Regions from separate parts of the Homo sapiens genome. Here region 2 is linked to region 1. Evidence: chromatin loops called from intact Hi-C (ENCODE). Cell type or tissue: heart right ventricle. All regions are shown on one strand. Links, peaks and the distances in the headings refer to the core of each region. The heading gives the core; the rest is flanking DNA.

The links. A loop is a pair of places that touch in the nucleus more often than their neighbours do. Peaks named below come from ENCODE experiments on the same cell type or tissue, not always from the same donor. Only the 100,000 strongest peaks of a DNase experiment are listed, where the experiment ranks them.
Region 2: it touches region 1 in a loop (1.9-fold over the local background); 2 of 110 quality-filtered maps call a loop at or near these places.

The regions. Positions count from the first base shown.
Region 1 is chr1:91,828,877-91,831,787 of GRCh38, forward strand. The region is part of intron 2 of TGFBR3 (transforming growth factor beta receptor 3); the gene reads right to left. It also overlaps the pseudogene RN7SL653P. Among named protein-coding and RNA genes, the nearest start is that of TGFBR3, 56 kb to the right of the region's middle. In heart right ventricle, for the core only: a CTCF peak has its summit at 1,524; a DNase peak (open chromatin) is centred at 1,515; H3K27ac peaks cover 2,393 bases.
Region 2 is chr1:91,583,346-91,586,256 of GRCh38, forward strand. No RefSeq gene overlaps it. Among named protein-coding and RNA genes, the nearest start is that of CDC7, 84 kb to the left of the region's middle. RefSeq lists an enhancer at 1-49. In heart right ventricle, for the core only: no CTCF peak of the experiment used is centred there; a DNase peak (open chromatin) is centred at 1,743; H3K27ac peaks cover 2,301 bases.

The DNA of each region.
Region 1 (2,911 bases), core at 158-2,657:
AAGGACTCCTCAATGCAGTGAGTGGGTGTTTGAAGCTTTAAGGCTAAAGCTGACTTATACGTACGTGAAGGAGTCCCTCTTTTTCTGACCATCTTCCTGGGCATGTGTCCTGCTGGCAAATCACCAATGCCAGCACTCTCTACCTCCCAACCCCGCCCCCTCCACCATGACACCTGGGCCATGACCCAAGCAGACATGCAGTAACAAGGCACAGTGTGGCTGGGCACGATGGCTCACACCTGTAATCCCAGCACTGTGGGAGGGTGAGGTGGGCAGATCACTTGAGGTCAGGAGTTCAAGACCAGCCTGGAGAGCATGGTGAAACCCCGTCTCTTCTAAAAATACAAATATTAGCCAGGTGTGGTGGCACGCACCTGTAATCCCAGCTACTCATAAGGCTGAGGCACAAGAATCACTTGAACCCAGGAGGCAGAGGTTGCAGTGAGCTGAGATTGCCCCACTGCACTCTAGCCTGAGCAACAGAGCGAGACTCGAAGGTCTTCAAAAAAACAAACAAACAAAAAAAAAAAAACAAGGCATGGTGTGGGGAAGAGAGCCACAGGATGGCATCAGAAGACCCATGCACTGGCTGTGGTTCTGACAAAGTGACACCAAAGGGCACATATGCTAGAAGGGTCCAGCCATAGAATCATAGAACCTGTGAATACCAGAAGCACCCAGAACATAGCAGTCCCCTCAAAGGAAGCTCTGAGATTCAAAGTGTGCTCCAAGATGATGTCCATGGCTCACCAATTCCCATGGAGAGTTAAAACTACCAAGGATGCTTTGGACACAAGAAAACAATCACTATGAAAGCAAGGACTCTAAGGGGACAACAAACTCCAAACTCAGTTGTTCCAGACAAGGGGTTTTTTTTTGTTTTGTTTTGTTTTGTTTAGAGACAGGATCTTGCTATATTGCCCAGGCTGGAATACAGTGTCTATTCATAGGCACAATCCCACTACTGATCAGGATGGGAGTTTCGACCTGCTCCATTTCTGACCTGGCCAGTTCATCTCTCCTTAGGCAATCTGGCAGTCCCCTGGGAGTCCCCAGGGAAGTCACCACACTGACGCTGAACTTAGTGCAGACACCTGATTGGCATAGTGCACTACAACAGCCCAGAACTCCCGGGCTCAAGTGATTCTCCTGCCTCTTGAGTACAGACCCAAATGATCGTTACAGTTTACATAAAGGCAGGGCCTGAAATAAAATTTTCAAAAAGCTAGATCTTTGGTACTCAACACTCTTTCCATCTAAAACCAGAACTAGAGGCCAGACCTGAGCAATACAAGGCTGTGTTCCAAAAACTGCCAATACTAGTACCATGTTCTTTGCCTCTGTCTTTCTCTGGCATAACCAAGATCAGCTCAGCCTGGCAGGGTTATGCTTGGTGAAGAGGGATACAGGCAATCGGGACTTGGTGCTCGTCCCCAAGGGCAGAATACTTCCTGGCTACTTGTGTTTGGTATGTCTTTGTTTTGGTTTAGCCCTGGCAATCTGGCAGGCAGTCGATTTCCAGGGGGAGCTCTGTCCACGGTATGGATGCCCCAGGCTTGAGGTCCTCATTCATTTTCATAAACAAAGCCCAGTTGCCACAGTGACTGGTGCTGCAAGCAGCTGCTAAATAACAGAGGTCACCCAGAGCTTTCTCTGGGTTCTACAGTCTGTTCCTAGGCTTCTGTGAACAGTGAGTGGGTCAACGGGAGCTGCAGTCATACCAGCCAGTACTTTATATGGGAGTCTGCCCCCTGAGGAGAAACTCCCAAGAAAGCTGCCAGATACACAAGTGATTTCAGGTGGGGTCCAATACCCCACCCCTGACAGATCTCGGTCTGGGGCACAGGAAGAATGAAGGGCATAAGGAGTAGCAACTTCCTCCTTGTGGCTTCAACAGTCCCCAGAGCAGTGAGAGGGCACAGGGTCAGAGCTTGGTGCAAAAGGAATGATCCTGGAAAAGTGAGTGTGGAGTTGGGCCAGTGCTGCTTCTGCACCCTGTGTGCCGATCAGACGCTTTCTCCCTGTCCCACTTAGGTGGGAAACGGCTCTCACCACCCCCATAGCAGGAAGCACAACACGCCTCCCACCCAGTACACACAGGTAAAAACTTCTGGACTGGAGTCCCAAAGGTCTCTTCAAGTTAGAAATCATCACCATTGTGTTTCCACCTCCCCAAGGCAAGCCTGTCCAAAGGCCACAAGATCTGCTAGACCTCACAAGCTGGGGCACAACCTGCACCATGCCCACCTGCCTGGGTTGTTCATTTGTTAAAACCAGTAATAGTTTGTCTTTTACTCTGCAAAGTACAGCTTCTGTCCTCAAGGTAGATCATTTCAGACAAAAACAATTTAAAAAAAAAAACTGCACTATAAGGCAGGTCCTCTTCGCTCTTGCAAAACCAAGTCACCTTGGCTAGAGCCCAAGGAAGCTGTAAAATAGAAGTGAGCATAAACGTCACTTAGTCTTTAGACTCATTCCCATGTTAACATGGAATAATAAACATTCTTCGACCCCAGTGCCAGTTCCAGAAATAAGTGATCATTTAAAACTTAAGCAAAATTAAGGTTTACCATTCCCAGAAACATATGCTTCTGTCTTTATCAACCATGAACCAACTAAACCACTACAAGGAAAGGAAAATGGAAATGAAAGGTCCCTAATTCGCAGTGTAACTCAAAGGTAAACCTGCAGATTTGGGTCAAACACGCAACCAGGACCCAAATGTTTTATACACAGGATTTTTTGTGTTATTTCCACCACTGTAGTTTATTACAGGCCAGAAGAAACCTAAACAGTTAAGAAGTTTGTCCTTAGGCAAATAGTTCAATAATTTAGACTTCAAAGACTCCATATTAACCTCTGTTTACACAAAGTAATGTGTTTCCTTTGCCTGCTGAACATCAAAACACGT
Region 2 (2,911 bases), core at 277-2,776, 250 kb before region 1:
TCTGGCGTGTTTGACAATACATTTCAAACTGGGTCTCAGAGGTCCTGCATTTGGTAACAAGTTACAACTGTTTTGACAAATAGCGATTCCCTAGATTATTAAACAGTGCGTAATCTGAGAGAAGCTTGTTGAGCACCATATGTTTCTGATTCATTGGCAGTTAACTCATTGTGTGACGTTGGGCTTGTGGGAAACACTCCAGACCTGATCACCTTTCTTCTTTAAAAGCATCCTCTTGCCAGCTGAACTGGGTGTGGTGCAGCTGCAAAGAGTGGTGTTAAATTAGTCTCATAAACTTCTGCAGGACAGCCATATTGGGAGTTATCCCACGATGCCACACAGTAGACTGGGTTGTGGCTGGCCGGCAGGCAGGTGCAGGATGTGGTCCCGGGGCTTGTCATCTGTCCCATTCATGTAAAATGTGCCTCTGCCTCCAATCTCCTTCCCCCATCCTCTGGCCTTGGCTGACAGTTTCTGATCCTAAATCAAAGATGCTCAGAAGAAAAGCCATCAGTAGATATCAAGCAAAGGATTTAGAAATATTTAGAATGCTAAAATGTCAGTGCTGGAAATTGCCTTAAAGATCATCCAGTTCAACCTCATTTCTTGGATAAGTAACGTGGGGTGATGTGGCATGCCCAGTGTCACACAGCTAGGTTCCGGTTTATTCCCTTGTTTCCTTACTGCTTCCCAGTCACTACTGGGAAATTCAAAATTCAACTTTCAGTGTGGGCAACTTAAATGGAGTCTGGAATACACTAGTTGATTCTGGTGCTCCACCACTTACCTAATAGAAAAATGAGAAAAATAAAGGCCCCCACCTCATAGAGCCAGTGATATTAAATAACTTAATCCGAACAATGTGTGGCGTGTGGTGAGAGCTCAGTGAAAGCCTCCATGGCCACTGTCATTCTCTCCTGACTGTTGGCAGGAGGCAAAGTGGTTCAGTGGAAAGAGCGCCAAATAAGTAGGAGTTAAGAAATGTCTGGCGCCAGCCATGTGACCTGAAAGAATCACTCACCTTCTCAAATCCTCAGTTTCCTCTGCCTTCCTCAGAGGAGGATTTTATGTATGTAAAAGTGTTTTGTTGCCGTACAACTCTATAGCAGTGCTCTTCAAACAGTAATGTGCACACAGATCACCTGGTGATCTTGTCAACGTGCAGATTCTGTTTCTGCAGGTCAAGTGTGAGCCCAAGATTCAGCATTTCTAACAAGCTCCCAGGAGATGCAGGTGATGCAGTCCAATGACTTCCCTCTGATGTGCTATATGACATAAGGGCAGCATTCTGATCACCAGGCAGACGGCAACCTCCAAACCCCTCAGATTGTCTTCTTGACTCCAGATGCAGCATTTGTAAAGCAGCGTGGGTAAATGACATGCTGCTCCTAAGGATTCTGCAAAAAGGGGACCTGAAAGTGGATCTATCTGGTACCTAGTGTCAAGGTCTCATGTATTAAGTTTAGCATTTGGTCTCCTAACAATCTCACACTTTGCTGAATACCATTTTGCAGATCTGGTGACTATCATGTCAGCATTCTAAAGCTCCTCCCCTAAGAGTTAGTTCTGGCTTATTGGCTGTTAACTCTTTCAGGCTACAGTTGAGCCAGGTACCAGAGGTTGGCAGGACAAGTGTGATGCCAGGGAAAGAGTGGATGATAAATTCGGCTCTAGGCTGGAAGCCAAATTATGTTTAAAACTGTTTCTGGCCCTCTTACAAGCGTTGGTGTGGCTGGGGCATGAGTGAAAATAGAGGCAACAGCACAATCTACCATAGCAGCCAGGAACACTGTGAACAACAGGAAAGAGATTTGAAAGTCTGTTCGTGTTCTAAGAGAATTGCAGAAATGTTAAGTGGCCACCGTAGCTGAGAGGACTTGCCAGCTCTAATTAGAAGTGGGCAGGTGATTGGGTGTTTGAAATTTTACTTTGGGTACTTCTGGAGAGTCAGGAAGTTAGGAGGGTTTGCATTCGAGAGTGATTTCTTTACCCAGGAGATGAGGCCAGAGATGGCCATAAGAAGATGTCAGAGTTTACTGCTGGCTGCCAGGTTCTTTCTCCAGTGAGAGCCTAGTGGATGGCAAAGGGTATGAAAGGAGGGAGTTGGGGCAGATAAATGACAACCGAAGCACGGAGGAGACCACTGGCAATTCTTACCTTTGCTTCAAGACTCGGCTCAACTGACATCTGCCCTCTCTTTTGCCTTCACCACCCCATGTTCCCCCATGCTGACCAGTCGGTCCCCTGAAGGCAGGCACGGTGCCTTCCATTCTCCTGTCCCCTACCTACATCACGGGCATGATCCCAGTAAATGTTTGGTTATGTGTTTCTGGAGTGAGAACAAAGGGCAGAGAAAAAGAGGAAGGGGAAGAAGGAAAAGGAAACCACAGAAGAAAGAAAAAGAAGAGAGGGGTTGAGAGACTCTTTGGGAAGCCAGCCTTTCAAGGTTCCAAGAATGTTTTCCAAAATCCTTCAAACCCAGGTCCTAGTAAATGGTTTGGCTTCATCACACATGCGCAGGAAAACTAAATGAGGGTCTGAGTCTGATTGACACTAGCCCTCTCCACAGCATCAGATGTGGCTGTGTGAGCTTAAACACAGGGAGGAGGGCCTGCCGTCTAGCTTCTAGCTTGGTGTTGATTCCCTGTGTGTTTAAAGCCAGGTGAGAGATGAAGCAGGCAGGGCACATGCCACAGCAGATGTTGTTCCCCCTTCCTGGGAGCCAAGGAGGCCTGACTCCTCAGCTGGTCACCTCTCCAGGAGAGGACGGAAGCCACAGGGCCCCAGGGTCTAGCTGATGCTGCATTCCCAAAACCTCCAACGAGGAGACTGTGTTATTTCAGCCATGCTTCGTTGGACGGCAAATATTTGAGCTGCTTTATGAGGATCTGGGACATTGCAGAGTCTTCAA